2 separate regions of the Homo sapiens genome follow, and region 1 is linked to region 2. Evidence: chromatin loops called from intact Hi-C (ENCODE). Cell type or tissue: OCI-LY7. All regions are shown on one strand. Each heading gives the region's core, and the rest is flanking DNA. Links, peaks and the distances in the headings are about the cores only.

Evidence for each region. Peaks named below come from ENCODE experiments on the same cell type or tissue, not always from the same donor. Only the 100,000 strongest peaks of a DNase experiment are listed, where the experiment ranks them.
Region 1: a loop joins it to region 2, with 2.1 times the contacts of the local background. A loop is called at or near these places in 2 of 110 quality-filtered maps.

What each region holds. Positions count from the first base shown.
Region 1 is chr7:49,158,294-49,175,118 of GRCh38, forward strand. No RefSeq gene overlaps it. Among named protein-coding and RNA genes, the nearest start is that of CDC14C, 240 kb to the left of the region's middle. In OCI-LY7, for the core only: a CTCF peak has its summit at 8,417 (motif pointing left); a DNase peak (open chromatin) is centred at 8,388.
Region 2 is chr7:49,781,884-49,798,708 of GRCh38, forward strand. The region is part of intron 2 of VWC2 (von Willebrand factor C domain containing 2); the gene reads left to right. Among named protein-coding and RNA genes, the nearest start is that of VWC2, 17 kb to the left of the region's middle. RefSeq lists an enhancer at 9,223-10,207. In OCI-LY7, for the core only: CTCF peaks have their summits at 9,393 (motif pointing left) and 9,593; DNase peaks (open chromatin) are centred at 8,168, 8,518, 8,878 and 9,368; H3K4me3 peaks cover 623 bases; H3K27ac peaks cover 1,708 bases.

The DNA of each region.
Region 1 (16,825 bases), core at 4,338-12,337, 620 kb before region 2:
TTTTATTTTAGACTTGCCTAATGATACAGGACAGGGAATCATGACTCAAAAGTTCACATTTATATTGAGATATTTCATATTTCCTTATGGAAACTTCTTAGAGTTCATAAGTAAAGATTGTAGTCTTATTAATTTATTTGTTCATACATTCACTCAGCAATTCACGTAATCAGTATATATTTGTCAACTTCCATGTACTAAACTCTGCCAAGTGGTTTGGATGGAATAGCAAATAACACAGGTGAAGTTCCCACCCTCTTGGAACTCATTCACCTCCTACGGGATAGATAGGAGAGATAAGATAACTTTTTACATGGTATTTGGAGTACAGGGCACAGGTCATAAGGGTGGGACCATAATATAATAGGATTGGTGTCATTATAAGAAAATAAAGAAAGAAAGAAAATAAAGAAATAAAGAGAGAGAGAGTTATCTCTCTCTCTCTCTTTCTCTCTGTCTCTCTCTCTCTGTCTTGCACCCAGTGGAAAGGCCAAATGAGGGCACATTAAGAAGGTGGCAATCTGCAAGCCAAGACGAGAGCCCTCACAAGGACAAACTCTGCCAACACTTTGATCTTGGGCTTTCAGCCTGTAGAACTGTGGGAAAATACAGTTCTGTTGTTTAAGCCCCCCAGTTTGTAGTACTTCTTACAGCAGCACAAGCAGACAAATTTAGTTGTGTGCATGGGAAGTATGAATTACAAATCACTTTAGCAGTATGACATATAAAATAATTAGTGTCAGAAGGAAACATTTAACATGGAGTCTAATGCCACATCAAATCTTCAGGCAAAACTTTCTAAACTGACAGCCTCACACAGAAAACTTAATAATTTCTTAATGATGTAAATGAGGATTTAGAGCATTTTAATAAATAATTATTGTCTAAAAATGGAGACTCTGCAGCAAACATGGTTCTTATGTGTTTACTCTCCAAAGGTTGGGGGGAAGGGTAGGGAAAGAGTTACAGGGAGAAGAAGGAGAATGAGGAGGAAAGGAGGGGGCAAAGGAGAAGGAGGAGGAGAAAAAGGGAGGGAAAGATAGAGAAAAAGGAGAAAGAGAAGAAGAAAAAGAAGACGGTCAAGAGGAGGAGGAGGAGGGGAAACAGTAATTGGTAGGTAGCCTCATCACTCTCATGCCTTAGTTAAATACTGATTAATCAGTTTCACTCTAAGTCTATTGTTATAATCATTCCCTTGCCTACATCTTCCACTGCTTTGTTTCTTATTTACTTCATAATGTTCACCAGAAAATCTTAATTCTAGTTATATCCTCTTGTCAGTCAATTCTGTTTTAAAGGAATTGCCCCTTATTTTGGCCTGTGATTTCATTTTCCCCATGGTGATAGTATATCCTGAGTAGCTATGGAGTAAGAAAATAAAGATATATTGTGCACACTTGAGGCAAAACGCTTGGCAGGAAACCAGTTGAGAGCTTCCTGGAAGTTCTGTTCTACCCGAGACTGCCAAGACCTAGAGAGTGAAACATAAGCAGCAAAGTTGTCAGCCCCAGTCCACGTCCTGCATTGTTGAGATCCTCACATGACCTTAAGTGCAGCACTCTATTGATTAAACCTCTGATACTGTATAGCTGCAGTCTCTTTAAAACAATAACAATGGTTAAAATATATAAGCTATGGCCGGGCACAGTGGCTGATGCCTCTAATCCCAGCACTTTGGGAGGCCGAGAGGGGCAGATCACCTCGGGTCGGGAGTTTGAGACCACTCTGACCAACCTCGTCTCTCCTAGAAATACAAAATTAGCCGGGCATGGTGGTGCAGTCCCAGCTACTCGGGAGGTTGAGGCAGGAGAATCCCTTGAACCCAGGAGGCGGAGGTTGTGGTGAGCCAAGATCGCGCCATTGCACTCCAGCCTGGGCAACAAGAACGAAGTCCTATCTCAAAAAAAAAAAAAAATAGATATAGATATAGATGCTACAATCTCCTTTGTTGTAACTGATAATTACCATTATCTACCTCCTCCACCACTCATCCTAGTTGCCTTTATCTTTAATGAACATTTCAGTTGGTCTAGATTGCTTTTCTGGTGGGATGACTCAGATCTTCCCTGAGAAAAATACCAAAGCCTTGGTATCTCGCTCTTGTTGGCATTGATTGCTGTAATTGTCTATTTCTGTTATCATCAGAGAACCCCCATTATTTAACAAGTCCCTGATTATAGTCTTGGTCAACTACTTCTATGATCGTATTTTTTCCTGTCTTAGCCTGATAGTCTGACATTTTGAGAAACCTAGAATGATTAGATAGTAGTCATAGCTGAAGCTCAATGGAAATATCACTGGGATTTCTCTCAGTGAATTTAGTGGAAATATTGTATCAGTAGGAAAAAGGAGTGTATTATCCAGGAGACCCTAAGAATGGAAGCTATAATTACACATGTAGAGCATAGGCATTTACAATGGCAATTCCACGTTCCATCCTTAAATTTCTAGACTCAAGTACTGTAGCTATAAAGGACATTTCTCTTACATCAGTACATACTCCACTTCTTGGAATAACAGTGCCTGCCATCAGTCACTGGTGTGTTGCTCCCAGACTGATGAATTAACTAAGTCTTTCATGCCACTGTTCTATGAGACCAAATGCTTTCCAGTGAGATAGTATATGGTAGAACCAGTGGCACCTATGAGCAGATATTACTAGCTAGTAGTTGTCTTTAGGTTATACCTCTGGCTTTGAGGTCCCTAAGACCACCCGCAGACTATGATTCACTAGAATGACTCACAGAACTCAGAAAAAGTTATTATACTCACAATTTTAGTTTATGACATTTGAAGTTTGCAGATTAAAATCAGCAAAGGGGGTTGGAGAAATCCAAGAGAAGCCTGTTGTGAGCATCCACATGTCGATTCCCCAATGAAATTGCAAAAGATATGATTAATTCTCCAAGAGATGATGTCTGACAAGTAGAAAGTGTTACCAGTGAAAGAAGCTCAACTGAGTCTTGGTGTCCAGGATTTTCATTCAGGATTAATTGTGTAAACATTCAGCAGCCCTGTAACTGACCTCAACTATTCAGATCACAGCATCTCAGAACACAAATAGGCATCAACAATAAATCACATTATTAGGATAAACTTATCTAGTCACACTGGTATAGTGTGGCCCAAAGACATAGGCATACAGATACATTATTATTAGGCAGAAAATTTTGAAAGCTCAGAGGTTACCTCCTGGGAGTCACCCAAGGATCTCTCCTGAAGACAGGTCTTTTTCTTCAAATGTGCATGGTTTGAGCAACACAGGCCTGCTGAGTTAACCTTTTCCTGTACAACCTCCTTATGTATGAAATGGATCTCTTAGCCTAATATTGATATTATGTAGTTGATAATATTATTAAGTACGTAATCGCGATATTGGTAAATGGAACAATTGATGCTAGTAGAGGCTCCTAATGTGCCAAAGGACAGAAACCACATGGTCCATACCTAAGACAACATGATTTCAGAGTGGAGTGGGAGAAAACCTGCCCAGAGCTGTTAACTCTGGTCATGACTGAAATAAGAGATGATGCAAGAGGATCTGAGTTAGAGAAGTGAAGTCATAATATATAGAGGACAAAAGGAAGGTGAAGAATCACCTACACAGTCTCCACCAGGTTGCTTCAGCTTTTCTCTGGTTCAAGTATCTGACACCAGCTCTGACTGTCATAAAGAATTGTCAGAGGAGAGGTCAAGAACAAAATTCCAAGCTACTTTTCTATTTGATTCTTCTACAAATTTAAAGGAAGCTTCCTTCCAAGCTGGAGCTGCCATAAAACCTCAGATAACCATGTTGGGGGTTGACTGGGTAGAATGAAACCAAATGTTTTGCTGTTCAGCATATTGATAAGAACCAGAATAGAACTTGCCAGCTATACCTTTAATAAGGTTAAAAATCAGGACTATATATTGTTATGTGCTTTCTGTACTTGAGAATGAATGCAGTTATTTCAAAGAAAGATACATTTTATAGACAGGATTGGAATACATTTCTTCTATATTAACTGAGCCCTGGGAGAATAAAAAGTGAGAATTGCAAACTGCAGAAGAGTAACAAGGGATATTGCAAAATGGGCACAAATAGATGCAAAATAATGACAAAAATGTCAAAGTTATCAGAAATAGCTGATTGGCCTTTTAAATGAAACCAGCAGTAACTAACGGGCCTTCTCATTTATCCTTCTCCAGGTAAGATAGGTTATGCTTCAGAGTTCTGTTGCAGTTTGTAAATCTCTGTCCAGTGCCCTCAGAGGAAACCCAATATATCATAGCTATAAAACACTCAGTTAAACTGCCCAGATGCTACCATGAAAGAGTTTTCAAATTATAAAATACTTATGTCAATACCACATTTTATCTGTACTTTTTATTGTGCAATGAACACAAGGTCTCTGGAGGTTTCCTTCATTGGCTGCTATCCAGCAGTTATTTTCACACAAAACACATGTGCACATTTACTCGTGTGCACACACATACACATACATGGTAGGAATTCCACGAAGAGGTCATTTAGAAGTTTTACACAGTAGTGATAGTATGGGAAGTATGTGTATACCTGCTACAATTCCCTGGATAATTTTCACTGTGTGCTGAATTACTGATTTCATTTTATAAGTTATAATTTATGAAATAAATTCATTTTCTTGCTCTGTGTTCAAACTACTCAATTACTTATTTTGGAGTAATACATATTCTTAAATATGGGTCTAATCCATTGTTTTCAGATCCCTGTCATACCATAATTTGTGGTGTACCTAATTAAAGTTTATATGTTCCTAATTTACCACCACGCGTTCCTGTCTTGGCTCCATCTATAATCAACAATGTACTTTGGCTTCCATCGTAGATATTTTATGGGCCTTTATATCATTTATAGACTCTGAATATTCTTATGCAGCATACAATCACATACAGAGTAAATCCTGAACCCATCATTACCCAACCCTGTCCTACCTTTCTTCAGCCTGTGCCCTGAACTACCTAGTCATAGTGCTCACAACCCACTCTCAGAACAAGAGTGTCTTTGTACAGCTCAGACTGTCATCTTATCTTCATAATGAACTTCGGGTTTCAGGTCATCCATGTTTGCCCCCCTTATTGTTCAGGCAAGTCTATGAGCTCCTCTACTCCTACCACCTTTGCTCATGTTGGTATTCTTATATGGCAATTGGTTGATATTGCCATGACTTACCTTCTTGTATCTTCATAAGTTTATAGACTCCTGAAGTAGAAAAATCACCCCTTGTTCTTTTCAATTAGCACCTTTACAACTTACTGGTCTGTCTAACTCCAGCACTTTATGAGAAGTAACTCTTCATCGGCCTTGGTTCACATCATGACTAAGAGGGCCATAAAGGAAGAGTTTATGATTCTTGTGTCTCAATGATTTCATTGAACAATTCTGTCAAATTTTCAGAAAGGAGGATCAAAATTATGTCTAACAAATTTACTTGTGTGCAGTGCATACACACAAAACAGTTTTAAACCCAGCATCTCACTGCCTCATCAAAATTTCAGTGAGGGTTAATGTAGGGGTTATTATCACAGGTTTTATGACGAAAAAACTGAGATGTGAAGAGGCAAATGAAACATGATATGACCTTTAAGATGCAGTTTGAAGCTAGCTTTGTCCATGTCAGCATCTGGATCCTTAGTGCAGTCAAGAGAAGTTTGGGAAATTACAGTGAGTGGATATTTTATATTTTGTCAGCAATTTTCCAGAGTATTGTATTATGTTATTAACTCACAGTATATGCATCCTTGCTACTCTCTAAATATATGGTTATTAGATTTAGAATATTATTAGCATAAATGCAATCTCAAGTAACATGAAAATTAACATAAGACTCAGAATCAACCAAGAAAACACTGTTTACATGGGCTCAATGGAAACTTTGCCTGTTAGAATAAAGGAACAGTAAAGTGATCAATGTTTCAGAAATAATAAGACAACCACACTGTTTATAGGGAAATAACATTATGCAATGATAGGAAGCAAATTATACTTTGGTAACTGTTAAAAATGTCCCTTACCACTGCTTCTCCAAGGTTCTTGAATTAAATGTGTGACATTTTGGGGCAGCCATTATTATTATTCTATTTTACTATTCTGACCCTCTTGTAGGTCCTTACAAAGACTGATTGTCCAAAGGTAAGAATTTAGAAAGGATATTTTATCTTGTATACCATAGCTCAAAATTATTCCGGTACCCACTGACCTTGTCTAGCACTTTGCAGACTTTTCAGAAATGAGATTTTATTATATTGCACTGCATTATAAACCTGGTTCTCTCTTTCCACTATGGAAGCAATCTAGTGGAATCCTAAGTGGATAAACTATGAAACGGGAAGCAGATTATTTTTGAGAGAATAAATATTATGCCCAAACTGATATTATTTTTATTTGACAAGAGGGAATATAAGCAGCCACATCTGAAAATAAACGAGAATGTCTAGGAATTATTGGAAAGTCATGCTTGATGGAGTTAGTCTCAGAGGTACTCAAAGCAAGAAGTTAGATGCCAAAAAGTAGCATAAAGAGTTAGGAAAAAAATTAAACAATGTTCAGAAATTTCAGAAAAATGGTGTTTAAATGGAGAGATGCATGACATTTTGGAAACTGAGAAAGTGATAATTAATAATATCAAAATTAGGTGTTATTAAATTGAGGGAATTTTTAAACCAACTTTGCAAAAGAAGTTAATGGCTTAGACATATTTTACTGAATTATTCAAATAATGATAAAGAGTCTTGTGGCTAGTGAGAGAGACGCTCACCTCTTGTGGACTCTGAACTTTTAAATAAGTGAATAGAACTTTAATGTTCTTTTAAGGTATCAAAAGACCAAAGAAGGAACAACACCACATGCACAAATTTCTCTAACTTAGAAAAATTGTTCCTTTGTTCTTGACTTTCTTTTTCAACTTCTATGATTTCTAAGGTGATTTCTTGTTTATAGTTAGTTTAAAAGTGTTTTATGCTGTATTATTAACAAAATTAATGCTAAAATTTGTTACTTATTAGTGTTTTATATGTAGTAGACACTATGTGAGGGACTTCAGATGTGTGACTGATACTGTATTCTATCTCCACACAATCATTTTCCAAGAGAAGCATTACCAGGGAAAGATGGTGTGGCACTGCTGAGGATGTGGATTGGTATCACTCATGTTCACTTGCCTGTATATACTGGCCACTAGCTATTTTGGGGATGAGACTTTACTTTCAGTATTTTCTTCAACTGTGAGTCAGACATTGAATTAAACAAATATTTCCATTACAAAAACTATTTAAGTGGTACAATTCAGTTTTTTTTCTTTTTTTGAGATGGAGTCTCTCTCTGTTGCCCAGGCTGGAGGGCAGTGGCATGATCTCAGCTCACCACAACCTCTGCCTCCCAGGTTCAAGTGATTCTCCTGCCTCAACCTCCCAAGTAGCTGTGATTACAAGCATGCACCACCACACCCGGCTAATTTTTGTATTTTTAGTAGAGACGGGGTTTCATCATGTTTGCCAGGCTGGTCTCGAACTCCTTGCCTCAAGTAATCCACTCACCTTGGCCTCCCAAATGCTGGGATTATAGGCATGAGCCACTGTGCCTAGCCTCAGTTTTAATAAATTTATTTTTACAAATAGAAATAAATGTCAACATGTGAGATTTTTAGTTTTTGTATCTGAACTGCTAATACATATTTATTGTCATCCTTACTTTGTATTGGTTATTTTATTAAGCCACATTATTACATTTTTTCCATTATAAGGCATATAAGTCATTTGCAAATGAAAATAATATATATACATATAGATAACCATATGTATATATACATATAAAACAAAATGTGAACTTCACAGTGCTGAAAATAAAAGCTGTTGCTATTTCATCTTACTTTTCTTTGGGTAGTGATTGATGTATATATAAATGAGGCAAAGATGGTATTTGTATATTGGTCCTATGTTGCTTACTTCTTACCAGGAGGCCAATACCTGTTACCTCATAATCCTGCTGGCACCAAGCCTAACTTTTCACATTCAATTGTTTAAAATAAAACCCCAATAAACAGATTTTCAGCCATTTACAGCCCACTCGTTTTGCATACTACACAAAACTTACCAACATCTATTAGCCGTAGATTAGAAAAACCCTAGGTTTGTATAGACCACATGCTGCCTGTCAGAGCTCTCTGCCCCAGAGATTCCTCCTGGGAAGCTAAGTGATACCACCTAGACATGCGAGCCCCCTCTTCAATCCTCATTCTCCTTAGGTATTATCTTGCTCCCTTCTCCTTCTAGGTGGTGGCCCCTGCATGGTTCTCATGCTATGAGGGCCTTCCCTGCATATAAATCTGTCAAAGCATCACCTAAATAAACTTAATTTTGTTCTTCTGCCACCTGGTGGTTATCCCATCCCTTTTTTCTTGATCAGCCCTTGTATCCCTTCCACTAACTACTGTGAAATAAAAATAAGAGACAGGACCAACTATATCTTTGTTACATTTGCTATGTAATAGGCATTGTACTAGGCAATTTTCATTGACTTTATCACTTTATCTTATAAAATTCTTACCCAATGGAGTAAATGTATTATTATTGCTTTACAAATAAAAAAATCAAGACTGAATGAACCAAAATTTCTAACAGGGAAGACACGTAGCTTGGCCAGTGATGAAAAGCAGACTCAGGCTTCACATCTCATTGTTTTCTGATTATAAAACTCAAGCCTATTAAAAATCCAGTACCCTACTGCTAATCTTGAATCCAAAAGTCTTTTTCTGAGGTTCCACATCTGTGCCACATCCTGACTTGCATCAGGCAGCTCATTTTTACCAAATCTCTGTTTCTTTACTTAGAAAACTGGTGCAAAAGCAAACCTATCCTAGCTTTTCAAGGCCATGTGAGATAATGCATAGGCAATTGCTTTATTGTCTGTAAAGAGTATATGCATAGGAAAACATTTTTTCCTTCTAATTTTTAAATTAAACCGGATAGTGAATCCATACATTACGGACATCATTATACAGACATAAAATAACATGAATGCCAATGTAAAACATCAATATATGATTTACTTGTTTCCAAAGTGATACTAAGGACTTAAATGCTAAAAATTCATTATTTTGGATCCATTGTCAAAATGTGTACTGAATAGATATCTGAAGAGAAAGAAGAATAGTGTTTGTGTGGGGGGCAGAAACAAATCACTTGTTAGCAGTCTGAAACAAAAGGGTACATTTTCCAAATATAATTGAAATCATACATTTAAATTATTTTTTCTTAATAGAAAAAAATAGTAATATACAAGAGTCTAACACTTTCACTATTTTAAAAGTATTTTTATTTTATTGGTGCCTGCTGTGGTTCGGATATAATTTGTCCCCACCAAAACTTGTGCCAGTGGGACCTAGTGAAGTGTCTGGGTCCTGAGAGCAGGTCACTCATGAATAGGCAAATGCCCTCTCTCAGGAGTGAGTGTGTGCGGAATGGGTATGGTCCCTCAAGAGGAGGTTATTAAAGATTCTGGCTTCCTTGGTTTCTCCCTCTTGGCTCCCTCCCTCCTCACGTGATCTCTTGGCACACATTGGCTCCGCTTCAGTTTTCAGTTCTCTGCCATGAGTGGAAGCAGCCTAAGGCCCTCACCAGAACCCTAGTAGATGACAGCTCCATGCCCATGAACTTCCAGCCAGCAGAACCAATTAGATAAATAAATCCCTTTTCTTTATAAATTACCCAGCCTCAAGTATTCTCTTAGAGCAACAACAAAAAAATGGGCTAAGATAGTAGCCTATACCTAGCAGCACAGGTTAAGAAAGATGATAAATGCTTTTAACTAAAAATAAATAAATAAATACGTATTATATTATATATATTATATATATATATTATTTGTAAAACTAAAGTGTTTCAAATACGAATATTCTCTATTTTTTTCCAGTCTGGTTTTATTATCCATTTTATGCAGAAGTGAGAGGAAGTAGATGAAAACTAGATTTCCAGCTGCTGCTGCAGTTACAAGTCCTTATTCCACCAGACGCATGATTAGGTAATTTATGAAATAAGGAAAGAGGAAGTCATAGTTTTTTTAAATAGTGAATTTTAGACAAATTTCTTTTAAAAATCATGGAAACCATAAAATTTAACATAGTTTTCTATAGAGGGGTAAAAAGGTACATCTACATCAAAACTTTAAAGTGTGAAATGTACACACATGTGCATGCATGCGTGAGCATGTGTATTTGTGTGTGTATTAAGAATACTTATATTTTAAGAAAGGTCTTCAAAGTAATATTAAGTTATTAATTTGCCTCCCAGTGGAAATTCTGTTAGAATACTGAAAACTCACACAGAACAAGTTGTAACTATTGAACTCATTGACCTGTCTTTATTTAGACTGGAAATAAAATGCAAAGTATTCTCTTATGAAGCTATTGGCTTAAAGTACTATCTTGTGTATTGCATGACCGCATAGGGAAATATATCTGATGTGGACTCTTGATTTAGAGTCCATCACTCAAATTTTGATTTAGAACCCTATTGGAATTTTGTTCCCAATAAAATTTATAAAATAACTTTATAAATATAACAAATGCCATACCACAGTGGCATGACACTCCTGAGGGTTTCCACATCCCTAAAGAAGTGACTCCACATGGACATTGCATGGAAAGGGTGGGATTCTGGTAGGTGACCATGTAATGGCCGCTTTTTTCCGGCACCTCCTGACAGACCCTGGCTTCCATGGCACAAAGCTGGTTTTCCTCCTACCACCACCTACCTCTTTCAGTCTGCTTTATGGGAAACTGTTCTGCTGGATGCCTCTTAAATGTTAGTGTTTTCTTACTCTTTAGCCTCACATTTGTACTCAATTTACATATTCTCCTGGACAACTTCCCTAATTCTACAACAGCCATCTGTATGTTAACGATTTCCAAATTTTCTCCTACCTACTGCCCTTTCCTGAACTACAATTAAACCATCCGTCTTCCACTTCTTGTATTCTAGTGTTAGTACCGTCATGTGCTGCATAATGACCAACATTTCAGTCAATATGGGACCTCATATATGATAATGATCTCCGAAGATTATGATCCTGTATTTTTACTGTACGTTTTCTATGTTTAGACCCACAAAACCTTAGCATTGTGTTCCAATTGCCTATGTAGTCGTGATAGTAACATGCAATCCTAGGAGCAATAGGCTAAACCACGTAGCCTAGGTGTGTAATAGACTATAAACTATCTGGGTTTGTGTAAGTACACTCTGTGATGTTACCACAACAAAACTGCCTAATGATACATTTCTCATCAAATATCCCTGCCATTAAGTGAGGTATGATTGTATGTGGGCCCACCAAATAAGGGGTAGGAAAGAAACAGAGAAAGGGATATTATCCCTGGGCAAATTTCATAAGTGCTATCTTTCCACTTCCTTCTAAACTTTGGGCTTCATTTATGCTAGCCTATTTGCAGTTATTTTAATAGTTATGTTCTCTTTTTAGATGTGTGTGCAGTTTACTCTGCCTGGAATATATTTCCTACTTACTTACTTTGTTATTTATGTTCATTCTTCAAATTTCAGTTCAAACATGATCTTCTCTTGGAAAGTTGTTTAAAATCTCATCCACTGTCGTCTCAAGGACATGGAGTGTGTCTCTTTTACAGCCCTTGTACTTTATATGTAACTGTCTGGGTAACTGCATATTTCTGCTGCCCCCCAGTTGTTTGGCTATTTGATACGAGTTACCACATGGTATTTCTATTGGTATCCCAAAGACTATACTAAATTTGCATACGAAAAAGTTATGAGTTATTATTTAAACACAGAAATTAATAGACCATAGAATGAATAAATCAGCAAATATGTGTATCTGCCAGATACGTATTTCCTAGAAAATCACTTCTGCTATTACAGATGTGTAGTTGTGCCTTAGGAAATAATAATTATCTGTGAAAGGTGCTTGAGACATAGAGAATTATTTTTAATCCTACCTTAAAATAACATGGCACACATTTATTAGAATAATGCCTCTGGTTAGTTATGGGGTGCAAATGGAGTAATCACTGGTCAGCAGCATGAAGATCCTTTATCCATATACTAACGATCCATGATTTTCATGGAAGCGATTAATTGCCTTGATGGTAGTTAGTTTGTCAGGGTACTATTTAAGGTTACAGCTGTCATGTAAAGCACACAGTTCTTCCTAATGTATCAAGGGTGATTTCAAAGAATAGATGACACTTGAGGGAGTCTTTGAAAAAATGTTGGAATGAACAGATAACAAGAGGGGGATTTTGGAAAACAGCCTTTGAAACCAACCTGATTGTCCCACAGACAGTTTTTTTTTTTTATAACTGTAGAAATTAAGCCTTATAGTCTTAAAGCCTGAAACTTATATTTGTTTTATCTGCGTTCCTTCCTCAGGAAAAGACCTTCAGGCCTCTCAAAAAAAGTATCAAAGAATGGAAACTCACCAGATCGCCACATCCCATCCAAACAATGAGATCAAGACCCTTCATTCATTATGATTGCTTGCTTCTCCCTCCTTAGTTCCTGTTTCCTTGCACATTGTTACATTTCTTCCCTGTTATATAAACCCCTAGTTTTAGTCTATCAGGAAGATGGATTTAAGACTGAGCTCCCATCTCTTTGGCTGCAGCACCTGATTAAAGCCTACTTCCGTGGCAGTATTCAGCATCTCAGTCATTGGCTTTCTGTGTAGCCAGCAGCAGGACCTAGACCAAACCCCTGGTGTTTCAGTAACACTTTCAAGGAGGGAAAGTAGAACTGATGGTATAGAAATACCTGAAGAGTTAAGGGATGGAGCAGGTCAGGGGTGATATTGCCACAGAAACATAACATGCATGATAGTGAGTGTTGAGACCTTATATTGGCAAGGAGACAGAAACAGAAGCAGGAGACTAAATTTTGAAGTCCATTCGTGGTGCAAGGTGAGGAAGACTTTTTTACTGTCCTTTGCCTACAATCGACAGTCATTGAGATTTTACTACAAGCTGGAGATAAGGTTAAGACTGTTAAACTATTGCCTCATTTAATCTCCTCGTGAGTCATACAAGGCCCATTTTACTTTTATGCGTGCTTCACAGATGAGAAAACTGAGGTTTGGCCACAAGAAGTAGCTTCCTCTATGTCTAACTGCTAGTATATGTCAGAGTCAGAATTTGAAGCCATTGCTCTTGATTAGGACATTCTACATCTACATTTCCTAGTCTGGCTGATTGATACTCTATTTTCTGGGGTCAGGAGGCACTGTTGTTCAATTTGGACAATTGACTTATATTCATGTTTAGTGAGACTCATATATATCACACACCAAAATCCAGATAGTCACACTGACCCATTCCTTCTTCATCTGCAAGGATTTTTACTTTATTTTCTGTAGAACCAAGTTTTACCTGATCTGTGAGGCCCTCCTTGGGTCCTGCTCTCTCAAGAGGTCTTCTCTGACCACTTGATTATTTTCTTGTTGAGTGTATGGCAGGAACAATGGTCACTAGGCTTAGTGAGTATGGAGTCTTTAAATTCAATTTTTTTGGCCAGAGATATGCTTTGGAGAAAGCCACATATATCTAAATTGCAGACAGAACTGCAGCCAGGTATGTGCTGTGAAGTACACAACCAAGACCACAGTCTCCGGTGTCTATAGGGTTCTCCTGTGTCTTGGACCCACATGACTATTCTCGTTTATTCCTTCCATTGTTACTATTAGCCTCTTAGTTTCTGTTATCATTGATTCTCCTTTCATCATCTTGCCTTCCTAGTTATTCTCAAAATAATAAAATAAACCTATCTGTGTTTAGAATGAATGCTGATGTTTAGTGTGTCAGCTATGCTGATGTTGATGTTGATAAATACATTTTATGTTGTAAGCAGGAATTTTCTTGAACAATATTTCTGTCATCTCAGGCATTTTATTTTGCCCAGTCTGTTCATCAGTAGAAACAGGTATTTATAGCCTGAGCAACATGGTAAAACCCCATCTCTACAAATATATATATATAAAATCCAGGTGTGGTGGCACATGCCTTCACTCCCAGCTACTTCGGGGGCTAAGAGGGTAGGATTGCTTTAGCCTGAGAGGTCGTATATGGTCGTATATCTTAGGAAGCATAAAATAAAAATTTTCCTGGATTAGATATACAATTATATTCATTAACTATGACAACTGAAAGATTCGATTACTAAGCATTTTTCCCTAAGAAGTAAAGTATTTTAATCAATAAGAATGTATCTTCTCTACTCCTAATAAGTTTGTCTTGGAAAGAAATGAAGACAATTATATGAGAATATTCTTTTTGATGTAGTTTCTGTGGAAAGCATTGCTGATATGACATTTATGAACACAAAAGCAGAAGAGTAAAACCATAAGAAGATACATGACACATTAGAAACTGCTTGAAACTGAAATATGTGGCAGAGACTTGACTCTACTTCTCAGTTTTCCTTTGAAGGCAGATTGGAACCTCATGAGAGCCAAGCCTACACTCCTACAACTATGTCTTCTAGACCAGTGACATTCACAGTGAAGAACAACACTGAAAGAAGAAGTGTGCCTCACCATGGGACCAGCGGCTTAGTGAATGAGTCACAGAGAATATGTTCTTCATTGTTTACCATACCTTAATGCATCTGTACAAAAAGGATTATTTTTAAGAATATGGGTATTATAGATACTTAATTTAGCTGTCCACATATTTGGATTAGGGACAGGCAGATGAAAAATATCTGTTTCTTTCTTCTTTCTTTTTTTTTAAAAAATTTCTGAGACAGAGTCTTGCTCTGTCACACAGGCTAGAGTGCAGTGGCATGATCACAGCTCACCGCGGTCTCGACCTCTCAGGCTAAAGCAATCCTACCCCCTTAGCCCCCGAAGTAGCTGGGAGTGAAGGCATGTGCCACCACACCTGGATTTTATATATATATTTGTAGAGATGGGGTTTTACCATGTTGCTCAGGCTATAAATACCTGTTTCTACTGATGAACAGACTGGGCAAAATAAAATGCCTAAAACAAAGTCAACTTTTCCAGGTAAAATATGCTCTGGAGAGACCAAGATGATGTCCTGTTAAGATAAATGGACATTAGTTAGCTTAGGGAATTTTTTTTTCTATGAGGAGCCAACATTAGTGCATAAGATAGGCTTTGCTGGCATGGTGGTGCATGCCTAAAGTTACAGCTACTCAGAAGGCTAAGACGGAAGAATTACTTTGAGCCCAGGAGTTCAAGGCTGTAATGTAATATAATCATGTCTGTAAATAGCTACTGCACTCCAGCCTGGGCAACGTAGTGAGACTCCCATCTCTAAATTCAAAAAAAAAAAAAAAGAAGCAGAAAAAAGAAAGAGCTTTGCTGCTTAGGACTAGATTTTATCACAGTGACCCAGAGAAAGAATTCTAGGAAAACTGTGGTTTTTCTGTAATATATTAGGAGGTTTGTATTTCAAAGTCTTGATTGTACCTTTAATTTACTGAGATGCAGATAAATCTTTCCTGTTCTCATCAATTTGGGATCACCTAGAACAAGCTGTGAACAGTCCTTCATGAAACATTTTATTCTACATGCAGCAGAGCTTTTAGAGTACCCAATGGCTGATGCCACATGCCGTAATACATCCAGGGGAAATACAGGAAGAATTGATTGTTAGGTGGAATCATGTCACCAAACATGACAAGATTGAGAGAAAAGCGTGAATTGGAAGTCTCTTCTCAACAGTTTTGTTGATAATGACCCTGGCTAGTTATTATGGTTTGGGATGACTTAAGGTAAAGAGAGAAAATTACTGATCTGGGAAAGCTTTGAACGTGATATTCCCCTGTTCATATGGGTCAGATTGAACACATTCCTAAAATTGTTCTTCTCTATCCTGGTCTTGCACGGTCAAATACACATTGTGTTAGCAACAATCACTTCTTCTAAGAATTCCAGAAATTTCTCATTGTTCTCTAAAATACTACGTAATTCTTCAGTTTTCAGGACTTACCATGCCAAAGAGAAGAATGTGATGCTGGAAGAGTGATGTTGTTAGGAGAAAATTATTGACATTCAATGAAACTCACTGAATGATGCATGTTTCTAAAGAATCCTTCCTGGACTTATTTGAGACCTATTTTCTCTACAAATCTCCCCTTACATCTTAACCCAGTATCGCAACCATTTACTGAATGTCTGTTGTATTCCTGATACTGTATTTAGTACTTTATAAATATGATCTCATTTTATTTGCTCAATGACTCATAGATGAATCAATGGAGATTGTATATACAGAGCGATGTGGATGAGAGCAACCTTCCTGAACTGAGCTGAGATGATCATGCTTGAGGAGTCATTTGACACCCAAAACAAATGTGGTTCCTGCAACCACTCATTGAGGTGAGGCATCCATCTCCTCAACCACATGCTCTGATGAAACAATCCTATACACATGAGTGGGCTGGGTCCATTTTGTTGTCCCCTTCACAACTCTTATTGAGAGGGTAAACTGAGTGAATGTTCATCTCTTATGCCTCACTATAAACTGTTTAATCTAAACTAGAGACAACTTCATCAGGAAACAGAAATGGTTGACTGCAAGGTCTATGTTTAGCATTCTACATTAGTTATTCAGAAAGAAAACTCATTGATCACATCTCTCTGGGCAAATTGGGATTAGTTTATGATGTTCCCCAAGTCATGAAATTTACCTCTGTGTGAACTGACTGAGGTGCCTCCTGCCCCTAGAGAGGATGGTGTGCTGAGACAGCACGACTGTTCACACAGTGCTCTCAATCTGAGTTTCTGGAAGGCTCTATTCTTCATGTGACTCCACTAAAATAT
Region 2 (16,825 bases), core at 4,486-12,485:
TTAGTCCCAGGATTTCCCTGAGAGCAAGGGGGAATGAGTCCAGGGGGCAGTGAAAAGAAGACTAGATCCCAAGAGGCAGGTAGGACTCCAGGGATTATCAGACCCATGTGGGGCAACAGGTGGCCCAAGAGGAAGATCTGGTTCTAGGAGGTATTCTATTTGGCTCATGGCATATAAAACATTTGTTTACTAGTGCCTGTATTTGACAAGCGGGAGGTTCATATAAATTCCCAGATTGCCTAATTCTTACAAAAATGAAATGATTCCCAGATGGCAGCCATCTGTCAGAGCTGGGCAGGGCTGCCCCTTTGGGAGGGCATTTGTTTTCCAGCTGACCACACCCCCCTTGCAGATGTGTGATTCACCCATGCTCCTGTAAATAAATACATGACTTTGAAAAGCCTCTTGTTCATAGGCAGTGAAAATTCACCTTAGAAAATTAGTGCCCCCTCCAAAATCATACAGGCAGTTGATATCATGAGGAGGTTTAGGAAAGCAGGTCCCATGCTCTCCAGTCCTTTCCTCTTCAGTTTTGGTGGAGAATCAGCTTCTGGGACTTTGAGGACAGGGTACTTATCATCTGAACGGTGGGGTGAATGGGGTTCTGTTTTATCCAGTGCTTCCCTGGACAACTTTCAGAGCCTTGTTTTCTAGTGGTTAAAAAAAAAAAAGATAATGGGGCCTGGTGTGGTGACTCATCCCTGTAATCCCAGCACTTTGGGAGACTGAGGTGGGAAGATGACTTGAGTCCAGGAGTTCAAGCCCAGTCTAGACAACATAGTGAGGCCACATCTCTACAACAAATTGAAAAAAAAAAAAAAGGCCAGGCATGTTGGTGTGCTCACCTGTAGACCCAGCTACTTGAGAGGCAGAGGCAGGAGAATGGCTTGAGCCCAAGAATTTGAGGTTGCAGTGAGTCATGATTGGGCCACTGCATTCCAGCCTGGACAACAGCATAAGACCCCATCTTAAAAAACAGAAAAGAAAAGAAAAAAAAGTGGATAGTATTCTGCATTCCTCTCCCATTATAAGAAGTAAATAAGATGTATGTGAAAGCAATTTGAACCTGTAAAGCTCTGAACAAAGTTCATGTGGATATTTAGACAAGTTCTGCAGAGTGTGCAGCTCAGGGGGAGGTAGCCACGCCCTGGTCCAGATTTTGGTCTCTAGAAGGACTCTTGTAGAACCTCTAATCATTAGGGACTGGCTCCATGGAGCTGCTTTTCCATAAAACATTACCTCCTCAGATGATATCTCTAAATCTGATAAGTCCCAACGGAAACATTATTCTTACATTTATTTGAAAATATTTAGGACACCATGTGTGTGAGGCCCTGGGCTGCATCCTAGAGATGTGACGGGAAGTAAATGGCCCCCTCCAGGAGACAGGCAGCAGTAGTGTGGTGTGTGAGGCACTGTGAGAGCTTGGGTCAGGGGGTCAAGGGGGCACACAGTAGAAGCCACTCTATTATTATTAATAGACTCCACTGTTGTTGATGGCTTGTTTTTAAATGACAGAGGAATCCTGGGCCAGATGTTCTAGGGAAAAGAAAAGAGTGTATCAAATGTAACAACTGTGAGTTTGCATGAAGGATATGGCTTCCCACCCAGGCCTACCTACCCTGTGACCATCCTTCATGGTACTTTTCTGACCACGTAGCTGGAAATCCTTCTTACTGCTTGTCTGTTCCAAGGCTGAGATCCTGCCAGCTGGATCATACTTCTCATTCTATTTCTGTCGGGCACTGGGGTGCGGCCAGGACATAGACTGCCTTTCAAATCTGTGGAAAAGGATGATGTCAGGCCTCTGCCGAGGGCCCTGTGAGTTCTCTCAGAAGCCTTAGGCCTGTGGAAAAGCATAGAGCTTGAAAATTAAAACTCCATGGCCAGGCACAGTGGCTCATGCCTATAATCCCGGCAGTTCGGGAGGCCGAGCTGGGAGGATCACTTGAGCCCAGGAGTTTAAGACCAGCCTGTGCAACATAGTGAGACCCTGTCTCTAAAAAAAATAATAATAATAAAATAAAATAAAGAAAAAAAAGAAAAGAAATTAAAATGCCAGGTGGCTCTGCACATTTCCAAGTATCCAAGAATAGCAAAAGTGATGATGCTTTAAACATGAGACCTCTCCTTCCTTTCCTGGGAATATGGAGGATAGCCTGACAACTCACCTTCAACAAAATGCCTGAAATCCTGAATATCATATAAAACACATATTTTTAAAAGAAAAATGTTATTTGTATAAATTGATGGGGTACTGTGTAATTTTATTACATGGATACACTGCGTAGTGGTGAAGGAAGAGCTTCTAGTGTAGTCATCACCAGAATAATGTACACTGCATCCAAATAATGTACACTGCATCCATTACATAATCTCTCATTATTTACTCCCTCCCCATCCCTGACACCTTTCTGAGTCTCCATTGTCTGTCATTTCACATTCTATATTCATTTTTAAAAGCACAGCTGAAGTGGCAAGAAAATAAGAGAAATTAATTTCTAGAGGTGGAGTTGGAATCCATAGAGCAAAGTCTGCCTTGAAGTTGTGGCTGTCTGGGAGCATCTCTTGATCTTGGGGCCTGGGCCCTTGGCACTCATGGCCAATCATTACCGGGTTGTGGCACGTGAAGAGTTCAGGTCCCCAAGTAGAAAGAATCAGATCAGGATCTATCTTATAAAGCCAGGGCACCCAAGAGCCTGTACTGCAATGGGACAGTGTAGGCAAACATCTTTCAATGGGCCTTGGCTCTGTCCAGAGGAGAAAGAAATGTTTGTGTTTTCCCCAAGTCATTGCCATCTGTAGCAGGCTTACCCTCTTATGGATGTGGAGCCCAATTCATGCTTCCCTGTGTGGTCTGCAAAGTCCAAATGGAATATGTGTTTTTAAATGGATCAACAGGTATCTGATCTAAACAAACACACACGGGGTGAATGCACCCTTCACCCAGGCTGCAAAAAATTCCCACAAGTAGTGTTCCAAGTAATGTGACCTCAAAAGAAAAAGTACTCACAAGAAGAAAGGGCAATGTGAGCAAGAATCAGCTGAGGCAAAAGCAGTTGAATCAGACCCAGATATTGGGATGTAAAATGAGTATATTTGATATATACTTATTTACATATATACATATAAAGAAAATGCTGGAATAAAGTGCATGGGTAAAGAACAGAAATATATCCCCAATCCTAGTCAGCTTTGAATAAGAATCAGATAAAGCTTGTTTAAGTGAATGATACATTTAATGAATGATATCAATCCCATGGAATTAATATTCAATGGGAGGGATTAACAGTTGTAGACTAGATGCAGTTTAAGATATAATTAGCAAACCAGCACACAGATCTGAAGAAGTTAACTAGTATGAAACATAGACATATAGATGGAACACAGGAAAGAGATGTTTCGATACATGGAGGATAGAGTGAAAAGATCTACCACACATCTGCTTAGAATTCTGAGATTGTAGAGAATGGGAGAAATTTAGATAGTTCCAAGAGACGGCAGTTCCAAGACTTTCTAGTTGAAAGTCTGCTTAGAATTCTGCTTAGAATTCTGAGATTGTAGAGTATGGGAGAAATTAAGATAGTTCCAAGAGATGGCAGTTCCAAGACTTTCTAGTTGAAAGACATCTATTTTCTCATTCAGGAAACCCAATGAATCTAAAGAAAGATAAATAAAAATATATTCACATCCAGCCATATTATAGAGACTGCAGAACAACAAAGGCAAAATAAAGATGTTCAGAGCAACCAGAGAAGACATTACATCCAGAATAACAGTGAGTAGGCTTACAGCAGACATCTGATCAACAGAAAACACAGCACAGTAGGAGAATATTTTTAAATAAGAGAGAAACAAGTGTTAATCCGATTGATGTATCCAACAAAATTGTCCTTCAGGAATGAGCCTAAAGAAAGATACTTTATACAATAGAGAGCTGACCACCAAAAAATATTTACTAAAAGAACTTTAAAATAAGAGTCTAAAGGATGAAATTTAGGAAGAAGGAAAATGATCCCAGAAGCAAAGTCACAGAATCAAGAAGGAGTGGATAAAACTTAACTGTTTACTAAGCTGTACACCAGTGGAGCTCAGCTGGGGGCAACATTGTTTGCCTTCCCCCAGAAGACTTTTGCAAGGTATTTGTTACCTGGGTATATAGTGTGATGCTGAGGTTTGGGATAAGAATGATCACATCACTCAGGTACTGAACATAGTATGCAACAGTTAGTTTTTCAACCCTTGCCCACCTCCCTCGCCCCTCTCATAGTCTCCAGTGTCTATTGTTCCCATCTTTGTGTACATAAGTGCCCAATGTTTAGCTTCCACTTATAAATGAAAACATGTGGTATTTGGTTTTCTGTTCCTGCATTAATTCACTTAGGGTAGTGGTACCCAACTGCATCCATGTTGCTGCAAAGGACATCATTCCATTCTTTTTTATGACTATGTAGTATTCCATGGTGTATATGTACCACATTTTATTTATCCAATCCACCGTTGATGGGCACCTAGGTTGATTCCATGTCTTTGCTATTGTGAGTAGTGCTGCAATGAACATAGGAGTGCATGTGTCATTTTGGTAGAAGGATTTATTTTCCTTTGGGTATATACCCAGGAATAGTATTGCTGGGTAATAGGTAGCTCTGATTTAAGTTCTTTGAGAAATCTCCAACTACTTTCTGCAGTGGCTGAACTAATTTACATTCCCTCCAACAGTGTATTAGTGCTCCCTTTTCTCTGCAGCCTCACAAGCATCTGTTATTTTGTGACCTTTTAATAATAGCCATTCTGACTGGTGTGAGATAGTATCTCATTGTGATTATGATTTGTGTTTGTCTGATGATCAGTGATGTTGAGCATGTTATCATATGCTTGTTGGCTGCTTGTTTGTCTAATTTTGAGAAGTGTCTGTTCATGTCTCTTGCCCATTTTTTAATGGAGTTATTTGTTATTTGTTTGCTGATTTGTTTAAATTTCTTATAGATGGTGGACCTTTGTTGGATGCATAGTTTGCAAATATTTTCTCCCATTCTGTAGACTGTCTGTTTACTCTGTGGATAGATTCTTTCACTGTGCAGAAGCTCTTTAGTTTAAATATTCTTAGAAAACAGGTACTGGGAGCCAGCTCAGCCTTAGGCCAAATCATCAAGTAGGTGAACACTTCAGAGGCATCCCCAGCTGGTCAGAACTGCCCACCACCAAGTTCTCAGCCACTCACCAAGTTCTCACTACTCAGCCATGGGCAATTTTTCCTACCCTTCCTGTAATGAAGGTCAGAATGCTTGGAAATCAGATTCCTTTCCTACTGCTCTGTGTACCCTTAGGGCAATAGGCCAATCAGAAATAAATAGTACCTTCAACCATACCAAACAGATTGGCCCTTCTGTATGTATCTTTGCTTTCCTCATATCTAGCTTTAAAAACAATTCTTATTTATATTTTACTTCCAAATTCTGTATGCTTTTAAAAAAGAGAGCTCAATATTTTTGTTTTAGAAAGCTTGAAACAAATGAAATATAATAAAATTAATTTCAAGTAAGTCACTATTCTTATTAATTCCTCTTGATATGCCAGGAGCTAAACCTCCCCACCTGGTGACACTGTGGCATTGTTGACAACTATGCTCTGGGGACATGGAGGGAAACAAGCCCCACCCGTGGGGAGCCTGGGATGTGCAGGGAGCCAGCAGGTGGCCAGATGCTCACCTTTCTTTCTCACGTGGGGCAGAACTGCCCCGAGCGCCTCTACCTCCACTCGCTGTGCTTTTGCTGCGTCACACACACAAATGTCATGAGTGGGTAGGTTGAAAAAGAATATGGCTTTTGACAAGGCTGCTGCTGTGGCCTGGGCAGGAGAAGCAGGAGAGAGACAGGCAGCTGAGGGGTACACTGTGCTCTAATGTCAGCCTCCCAGCTCAGGGTAACCTCCCACTGGTAGCAGAGTTCATGTCTGGGCTCCCAGTCCTCTCCAGGAAGCTAAGAAAATCAGCTTATCTTGCTTCTAGGTAACAGCAAGGGATGACAGATATAATTTAATGGTCAGATCTCAGGGACCATTGCGCCGTATGTCTGGGTGCAAAGAGTCCCTTTCTGTGTGAGTGAGCACTGCTGTGTCTTCTCCACCAGAGCTTAAAACTCCATGGAAAGGGACTTCATCAAACGGAGAAACCACAGTGGGTGTCCTGTTCTAATTTCAGCCTACTTTTGAATAGGCTTAGCTTCAAGAAGAGATTCAGGGCCAGTGATGGGAACCCACAGTGCCTGTCCACTCCTGGCTCGGGCTGTGGTCCAGCACTTCCTGGGTAATTGGCAGCTGATGTGTTGAAGGAGCTTTAACAAGACAAGCAAACCCTGACTTCAGGCAGTGTCCAGACGGGCATCCATTTGGGTCACTCTACAGTTGGGGGTGCGAGCAGGGCTGTTGGAGCCCGGCCAGCTTTGGGCAAAGGCAGACTGATGGGTGCCTTTGGTCATCTTCACTTCCTGCTTGTAGTGGGCATTGTCACTGCCATCTCAAAGAATGCCAAACGGGAGCACTGTAGTTCTGTTTTCCCCTGGCCTGTGTGTGTGTGTGTGTGTGTGTGAGAGAGAGTGTGTGGGTGTGTAAGACAGTGTGTATGAGTGTGTGTGAGTGTGGGTGTGAGACAGTGTGAGTGTATGTGTAAGTGTGAGAGTGTGTGAGTGTGGGCATGTGCGACACCCACACCTACTTATCCACACTCTTATGAGTGGTGGGTGTGTGAGTGAGTGTGTGGGTGTGAGTGTGGATGTGTGGGTATGAGAGTCTGTGAGTGTGGGTGTGTGAGGGTGTGTGTGTGTGAGAGGATGTATGGGTGTGGGGTGTGTGTGGATGTGTGTGTGGATGTGGGTGTGGGGGTGTGAGAGAGGGTGTGTATGAGTGTGGGTGAGTGTGACTGTGTGGGTGCGTGTGAGAGTGGATATGTGGGTATGAGTGTGTGTGAGCATGTGTGTGAGCGTGTGTGTGGGGGGTGTGAGGGTGTGTGTGGAGTGAGTGTGGGTGTGAGAGTGTGTGTGGCCTGCATGTGTGAGAATATGAGTGTGGGTGCATGTGTGTGCATGAGTGTGTGTGAGCATGTGTGTGTGAGGTGTGGGTGCATGCTTGAAAGTGTGTCAGTGTGAGCGTGTGGGTGCATGTGTGAGTGTGGGTGTATGTGTGGGTGCGTGAGTGTGTGAGAGTGTAGGTTTGGGTGTGAGAGAGAGATTGAGAGAGTGTAGTGTGTGTGTGAATGGATGTATGAGAATGTGAGTGTGGCTGTATGTGTGTGTTAGCATGTGTGTGGGTGCATGTGTGAGTGTGGGTGTGTGTGTGTGAGTGTGGGAGAGTGTGTGAAAGAGTGTAGGTGTGGGAGTGGGTGTGTGTGAGCGGGTGTGTGTGAGAGTGTGAGTGTGAGCGGGTGTGTGAGTGTGGGTGTAGGTGTGTGTGGGTGCGTGTGAGTGTATATGTGGCTGTGTGTGTGTGTGAGTGTGAGTGTGTGTATGAAGTAGGCATAGTGGTTTCATTGCATTAACATTTCCCCCCATTGGCCACAGTCCCCACCACTCCTTATTACACACTTAGTTCATGGCCTCATTTTCTTACTTGACTGGTCCCTGAAGAAATTTGAATTTGTCATCCCTGAGAGAACTAATCCCCATGTCACACCTGTCTTTTAAAAGTCTATTCTTAGGAAGACATTATTTTAGTCATTTATATATGAAGTAAAAATTAAGCTCTCTTTTTTCTCCCAAGGATTACTTAGCTGTAATTCTTTAAAACAAAAGGGTTTTGATCTTCCAATGTTTTTAAAGAAGAGAATATCTTTCAAAATTTGTCAGGGAACCTTCTTCTCTCCCCAAACAGGTGGTCAGATGCAGTTGACATTACTTTCTTTCTCTTACGGGCTTAATTTAGGAATCTATAAATGAGCCAATTATCTACAAAATAATTCTACAAAGATTTCAGCGTCACCCATGCTTCCCAGGTGGGAAGTGAGAAGCCGCTCCCTGCACTGGCCCTGGTGCTCCGGGGGGCCCTACGGCCCCTTGGCTCCTTGCAGAGGCGGGGGTGCAGGCCGCCAGCACGTTTGGCTGCATCCTTTCTGACTGTGTATCTGTTAGGCAAGCTGGCAGATTCCAGACTGCCCATCAGGTCTGAACCATCAGCAAAGAAGGAGGTCTTCCTCATTCTCCTCCTAGCTGTTCTGCTGTTTGCAACCAAGTAAATATGAAGTGTAAACCCTGCCACTAGTTTTTCCCCCGCATAATTGACCTAGCAAGTTCCTGTTGATCTGTATTAATGTGAGGGAATTATTCAGGAGAGGATTTAAAAGATGTTAGTAGACAAGGGTCTTGCCTGAAGCTAAAGCCATAAAGAAGGAAAAGTTGTCTGTGGTGCCCGAGAAGAAAGCTGTATTGCCTCAGATTGTCAGGCTGCAGTATTCTTAATCTATTGTGTTGTATGTGGAGTTGTCTTCTTACTGAGACTCAGAAACTGACAGCCTCTGGGGACAGTTCTTAATTAAATCCCTTTGTGTGCAAATCTGTTCTCTGACAGACAGTGGAAAGACAGAACAGAAAAAAAAATTCTTTTCTGAATGGCACAGGCAGCAGCGTCTCTCTGTCCTTAGTTTCTGTTGCTATAATCCTTGTGGTGGAGGCTGGAAGGTAGCTTGTGGATCAACTTCACTTCACATTAGAATTAGCTCTCTTTTTGAGGGAGAAAGTAGAGAGGGGCAGGGAGCTAGGTGGGGAGCCTTTCTGTGCCTTCCTGGATTGATGAAGGGACATCACATGGCAGGGCACCTCCCAGCCCTCAGGGGGTCGGGGACTCAGGCTGCAGGGCCAGAGTCCCCAGGTGGCAAGGGCCCTTCTGCTTGTCAAGTTTGGAGGGAGAATTTGGCCATGTCCTGTGCTAGTTTGATAAGACAGTTTCAGGGAAGAAACCTGAACAAGGACGGGGGAGAGGTTTAGTTCCAGGTGACTGCTGAAAGGAAGACATCATTTTCCAGGTTTCTTATAGGTGGTGAGGAGGGCTGACAGGTGCAGGCAGAGCCATTTGCGCTCCAGGATGCCTGTGGATTCTGAGTACTTATTAATGAACATTTTCTATCACTGGCCCTGTGGTATGACCAGACTTCAGTTCAGGCAGAGACCTGCCTCAAGAAGTCACCAGACCTGTGGGTGTGTTTTCACTCCATAAAAAGCAGAGTTGAAAGGAATCACTTCAGCATTTTCCTCCAGCTCTGAAATCACACAGTTACAGGTTATCAGAAGCTAGTAAGACTACACTGTATAAATGGAAGGGACTTCGTGACTTGCCTCTACGTGCACCCTAAGGGTGTGAGCTGGAAACAGGTTTTCATAAATTGGGCAGCTAGAAAAGGCACTTTCGCCATCTGGTGACAGAACTGTGACAATGATTTGGGGAGGCTGCTTGTCCTGGGCTACGCGGAGAGACTGCTTTGTCATTCATGCCTTTCACTAACTTCTTAATCTGAGGTCATCCAAATAATCATGTAACAGGGTCAAAATGAATACAACAAAAGTGGTATGTGCAGACAGGGAGGTCCTCTTAGTTTAGAACATTGCTTTTCCTTCCATGGCTCCCAATATTTGCTGATGGCTGAAAACAGTTGTTCTTGTTAAAGTTTCTGTCTCTGTTGGGATATCCCAGCCTTTTGGGCAGTCAGGAATCTGATCACTTCTGGGAAGTGACTCAGCTTTTCAGGAGTTATCTCCCAAACCTACGGCCATTTTTCTGAGTGCCCCCTCCACCAGCTCCAGGCTGACTCAAGCCAGGGTGGTGGCATCTGACCCCTTGGCTTTGCCCTCATTCCATCCTCCTCCCTCGGGTCCTTCTTTCCAGACAAGAAGATGCTTCGCCTTCCTTTGTTATACATTCTTTAATTCTTCCCACTCTATGATTGAACCTCCAGACTTTGGCTCTCAGTCTGTAAAAATCAAGCTCAAGAAGTACTGATAATGGCCACTGTCTTCCTGGAAAGCCTGGCCCTCATGATTCTTAAAAGCACAGCAATTATGTAGTTACTTGTTCTACTTACTTGTGTCTGCTCTCTAGAAAACCAAGGCTTAGCCTCTTTGTGTAGGTGCAGTGGTGGAAGGGCCAAAGGGAAACACTGGTGAGAAAGAAATATACAGGCGTTACTTCAAAATACTGTCCTTCTCTCTGCCATGACTACTAGCACATTTGGCCCTCCACATCCACAGATGCCACATATGCAGGGCCACCTGGAAGGGACCTGAGCATCCTTGAATTTTAGTATCCGAGTTGTTTCCCGGAATCAGTCCCCCATGGATACCAGCGGACGACTGTAATTCATCCTTGTGGAGTGTCCATCATGAGCCACTCACCGCTGTAAGCACTTTGCCAACAGCAATTTAACCATCCTCATTTTACAGATAAAAAGACTGAGGCACAAGTTTCAGATAACTTGCTCAGGGTCCCACAGTTAATCAGGGGCAGAATTGGGCTTGATTATCCTCTCCCGCTGTGTGCATTTACGCTGCACTAGACACCTTTGATTCTGCACTCCTGTGACCAGGCAGTGACTGCGAGGATTGGTACCCCAGTGGGTTCAACAGGTAACTTCCTCCTTCCCCTTTTTAACATGAGGACATGGAAGCTCAGGAAGGAAAAAGGACTGGCTGGGGATGGCGCAGTCCAGTTCTAGAGCTGCTTCTCTTCCTGAGAATTGCTGTACTGTTGCCACATACACTGTCTTTCCTCCTGTTTCCTTGGCCACCCTTCCTACCCTTGCTCTGGAAGCCTCCTGTCCTGGCGGCCAGAGGTCTCCCCATCTGCGCTGTGTCCAGCTTTGCATTTTCCCTCGGGCTTGGCTGGAGGAGGCCAGATGTTGGAGTCACTGCACAGCCTCCTCCCTGGGGAAGCCTCATGGGGTTTCAGTGGGAGAAGGGAACGTGGGATTCCTCCTGTGCATCTCATCTTGGTACTGTGATGTCGGGCAGTCAGGGGCTTGCCTGAGGCTACAGGGCACGCTGAGGTATGAGGTCCAGGACCAAGTTTCCCACGTCTCATGGCCTACCTGGGTCTCTAGATCTGGGACAACGCTCGTGCTTATTCCTTTACAGTTAAGATGCCTGGCAGCTGCTCCCAGAGGCCCTGACAGAACTTTAAATTGGCTAATTATCCCACTCTCTGTCTTTGCTTTCTTATGGAAGAGCTGCAGCCCAGTAAAGCATCACTAAAATCCTCCATCAGATGGCTACTGGTTGGAGGTGATCAGTGGGATTTGGAATATTTCCTGGCATTTTTCAGGTACTTCATAAATGACCTTTGATATGGAACAAATTCATATGTGAGATTTTTTAAAATGTGTGTTTAAAATGTATCAAATATGCCTAAATAATATTCAGACTCTGTCCAGGCATCACTGGATGCCACTTTTTTGTCACATTTGTTTCTAACCCTCTTTTTTTTTTTAATGAAATTGAAGTGTACAGATAGAAACAAACCTGCCCTCTCATTCATCCCATCCTGTCCCCTTTCCTTTCTGTTCAGAAGTAGCTGGTGCAGTGAAGTTGCTACATATATTCCTGCACTGATTTTCTTATTTTATTCATGAGCCTGTATCTGTAAGCAACACCTGTGTGTACATGTGTTTTCAAAGACTGACATTGATAGAAGCAACATAATACCATATATATTCTTTTGCAACTTTTTTTTCCTGTTTATGTTTTTGAGATTCATCTGTATTGTCACAGGCATATTTGTTCATTAATTTATAACTGCTGTCTATTATTCCATCTGATTAACACCACAATGTGTTTATCCACTCTCTTAATGGTCAATTGTTTCTAACTTTTTTCTATTGCAAACTCTTAGGGCTTTAGGTCTTTGATAGATAGCATATAAATGGCATGCATTTTTTCACTTCAAAGTTAATAACCAACTGAGAAGGGACACAGAGTCCAAGATCAGCATCCTGGACTGGGAAGTGCAGCTAGATGGACAACACATTGCTGGTAGACCAGGGGCATTTCTGAACCTCAGCAGTCTGAGCAACTCAGAGCCCACCTGTAGGGGTACCTGCAAGGTTTCTGAAAGGAGGGCACAAATGCGCTCATTCTGTGGACTAGCCAACACCAAAGAGCTAATCAGAGGGGCTAAGCAGAGCTGGCTGTAGAGTTTCTTTGAATGCCTCCTCCCAGAGAGACATAACTGAAGACTGGAAGAGAAGCAAGAATTTCTGTCACTCCTGACCCTCCCATTCTAACCTCCTGTATATCCCAAACCAAAGCCCTTTTGCCCATTTGCATGCTAGCAAATGTAAGAACTCTGGTTCCCCTTCTCTTGGCCAAGACCTGATGCTATCAGACATTCTTTTCATGCAGCTCGAATGTGCATGAAATACTATCATTTGGTTTGCATTTTTCTGATTTTTAATGAGATGGAACGTTCTTTTATACATTAATTGACCATTCAGATTTTCTTCTTTTGCCACTTAATAGAGCATTCACAGTTGAGGACATTGAGACGTAGCAATATTAAGTGCTTGCCCAAGCTTACACCAATAAATACGTTGGAATTTGCATCCATGCCTGTTAGCTGCACTGTCTTTGGCCCTTGTAATAGACAGGGTGTATGCTCAGCAGGCAGGTATGTATGGGTGCTGGGCCCAGAAGCTTGAGAAAGAAATATTGCATGTGGTTTGAAGAGGTTATTGTTGGTTATTGTAGATCCAAGTTGGTCTTGTCTTATGGTGCAAGGACCCTGAGCACAGGATATTCATCACCTCATTCCACATTCCCTGGGGTATACAGGCTGTATTCCTAGTACCTTCCCTCTCTACCTGCCCAGTCTGATCCATTGTTGCACTTCTTCGTTGTAGTTCAGTTCGGCCAGTCTAGAATGTGGAGCATCCTTTGGACACCTCTCCATCCTCATCCTCTTGTCTATGTGGTCCTCTTCTCTTTTCTACCTGTCCCAATCCTTCCCACCTGACTTATCATATTCCAAGTTCTCTGTCAGATACTTCCAGCCAGAAGTGACATCACTGCCTTTAAAACTCTCAATATGCACGTAGCTCAGTTAGCGCTCAACATTTTCAGCCATTTTGTTAGTTTCTCTTCCATATATTTATGTCTCATCTCCCTAACCAGACTGAGCATTTGAGGTGAGTGACTCGTGTATTTCTTTATATCTCTCCTTGAGAACACAAGGAGAGATAATGTAGTAAGCCTATGCAATTGATCAAGAGTAGGATGGCTGGGTTGTTGATACAATTTGTGGGGCCTGTTCTTAGTATTGTTGCCCCTGGTCCCATGTGTATGTAATCTCTAATCAGCAAGATGGATGTGTATCTTTCATATGTGAATTTGAAAATTTTTGTCAGTTGTGTAAGTATGAATCATCAATTATTCATTACACATTTTTAGCTGTTTAAAGAAGACATTGACAGAGGGAGTAGAGCAGAGAGTTAGACGTCTGGAATGGGTGGAGTGTGGTGTGCAGCTGTATGTGCCCTAGGTTCTGAACTGGAATCAGGACCTTGAAGGTCGCTTTCTGATCTCAGGCTTTGCATTTATTCACTTTCCACACAGCCTTCACACACCATCGGTCCCTTCTTTAAAGTCATTGCTTTAGTATCTATGCCTTCTATTCCCTTTGTGGATTACATGTGTAATTCAAATAATGATCCCTCTCAATAGAAAGGTTTACCTTTATTCCCCATTCTTAAGGGTTGGGTGCCTAATCCTTGAGCAGCTCTTTGTGAAGTGTTGAGCAATTGTTACTATAGCAAAGTTGTAGATACTATTTCTGTTTTCATAATATGTTGTGTAAGTTTGTTTTAGATCTTGTGTCTTTCCAACCATTTCTTTCTTGACTCAGTCAGTATTTCTTGAGCTTGTTCAACATTTTGCACTGGCCCAGTTACTGTAGCCATCATAGATGTGACTGAGAGATGGCTCTGGCCCTTTAGTTGCACTGAGTCTAGGTCACCACACTGTCTGCACACATAGGGGTTAAGAACCTCAGTGATAGATCATCTGTGTCCAAAAGGCTTGGCAGGCTCCAGGGGGTCCAGAGACTTAAAGAATTTCAAGGAAGGGAGGGATTGGTAGAGGCAGATAGGGGGTAGGGGCCCCTATCTGGGAAGGGGGCAGACGATATTTCAGTGTTTCCTTGGTTTCATGTTAGTCTTATTTTGTATCATTGCAGAATCCAATAATCTGAGAGTTAGAAAATATCAATGCAATATCTGTACTAATGGAAGAAATAGCAAAATGGGAAGAAGAATATACTTTATGCTGAATAGTTGTAGTTGAGAAAGTTCTATGCTGAAGTTTCTTAGCTCATACTTTCTTTCTTCTCTATGTTTAAATTAACTCCATCTATGAAACCATTACAATTACTTGGAAAATTGTTCTGGGGTTTTCATGCCTCCCATTTGTCTGCTCATGAGTGGGCATGTGCATTCAGCCTGGAATTACTCTCTAGCTGCCGAAAGCCAGTGCACTTTGCAGCAGTGGGATTTCCTGGCACCTATTCCAGCAGCTCACAATCACAAGCTCCAGATTAGACATGTCATGGTGGTCCTTATTCAGGTAACAGGATTGTGAACATAGGCATCTCTTGTTTCTCACAGAAAGATGTGTTTGAGCTGGATTTGAGAAAAATATGTTTGCATTCCCAGGTAGGTAGGCATCCCGGTAGATGGTGAGGGTTGCTGCTGTTGCAGACAGGATAGAGTAGGAGGTAGTGTCTGAAAAATACTTCCTACCTTCTATAGTGGAAAGACATTCAAGACATTAAAATCAAGCTGCTTTCTGTAACATTTCAGAGCCTGGTCCTTCTCATGGTTATGAAGATTATAATCACAGTTATGAAATTAAACAAGGCAAAGCTTCTTACAGATGGATGCCTAATTGGACTTAAGTTTACTAACATAAAATATATGTAGTGCAATATAAAGCTCCTTAAATGCTACTCATATAGGAGTGTGAATCCCAACTCTCTACCACTTACCATCATATAGAGCTTTAGTTTATGTATGCCACTTGATTTAAGCAGTATCATTTTATAGGTCTCATTTTTCATTTAAGAAGTGTTTTGTGTGTAAACTCTATTACCCACTCCTACTTAATTATTCAGAAATAGATTCAATATTTATTTTACAGTCCTTGCTGTCTATGTACATATGATATAAACATGTCTATAAGTATTGAGCATTATAAAGGTCTAACTATGAATAATTTTACTTTGCCATCAAGTTAATATCTTTATAAAGCCTCTGCTATGCATGTAGTTATGACTAGCCTCTGCTAGTCATAACTCTGAGTAGTTGTAGTTGAGAAAGTTCTATGCTGATGTTCCTTAGCTCGTACTTTCTTTCTTCTCTATGTTTAAATTAACTCCATCTATGAAACCATTACAATTACTTGGAAAATTGTTCTGGGGTTTTCATGCCTCCCATTTGTCTGCTCATGAGTGGGCAGTGCATTCAGCCTGGAATTACTCTCTAGCCTCTGCTAGTCATAGTGGAAAAAAATATTCACAAACATAATTATTCTTCATTGTTTTGCTTCAGGTTTGAGGGTGTATCTCTCAGATCCTGTTTAACTGCTGTCTTTAAGACAGAGGCACTGTGGTAACTGTGAAAGCAATGTGGATGAGTGAGAATGATTAGTGCATCAGCTTGGAGACCCTGTTTGTGGGGGTCAGGTCAGACGTGCACACCGTTGCTAATTTTCCTTACCAACCCCTGCTGTTATCTGTATTCTCACCTTCCTGAAAAATGGTATAAGTAGTATTCATCTCTCTAGCCTCAGGACTGGAATGAATAAATGAACACATAGAGAATGTCTTCATTCTCACTCCCAATCCCAAGAAACCATGTTCTTTGGATCCAACAAATTTTTCCCTACTCCTGGCACACAATAGGGGCCTTGAGAATGAATTCTTTTCTCAAATGCCCAACTGTTTCTCCAGGCTACACATCTAAATTCTATCCATGCAAAACTTGGAAGATTGTGAAGAATGACATTTCTGCCATAAGGTATTCTATGTAAAATGTAGGTGGTGATTTGCTAATAAGAAGTACTAATGCTTTAAACTTAGGTTGTCCCTAGTTAAGTTTCTTCTGGGAAAATGATAACTTTAGAAGAGGAGAAAAGTTTGTGTCATCTGATCGGAAAAAATGTGCATGGAAGTTCCTGCTGCTGGTTGCAGAGTAAATGATGTGCTCGGCATCTTACCTTTAGTTTCCATGTGGGACAAAGAGCACAGCCTGGCAAAAGGCCCATGGTGCTTGAGTTGGCACGTGGGGAACCATCAGCTTGGTGGGTGCTTACAGTCAGAGCAGCAGCTTGGTATCTGACCAGGTCAAGGGACAGGCAAATCTTTCACCTCACTCCTAGACATTTGGGTCAGCTGCCTGGGCCTGCTGACCACGCCAGTGGGGATCCAGCTATGGGTTGGTGAAATGAGCCTAAAAGAGGGTCACTGTGACCCAGAATGCCAGATTGGCCCTGATGACTGGGGATTAAAGCCTCATGTCAAAGCTAGAACCCACGGCTGGAGCCACGGCTGCAGCTTCCATCTGCTCCTTGGCAGCCTCTCTGTATCTCAGGAGGTGGAAGGCACTAGCACATTGTCCTGGAGGACTCTGAGCAGGAAGCTGCTTTTATGAGTGTACAGTGGCCATCCTGGGGCACCAAACAGAGCCCTGTGTTGGAATGAGGGTCCTTAGGCAGTGTAGGGACTGGAGCCAGTGTAGGGAAGAGCTGGCCTGAATCCAGCTGGGTCTCTGTCAGATGTCCCTGGAGGACTCGTGTGGAGTTCA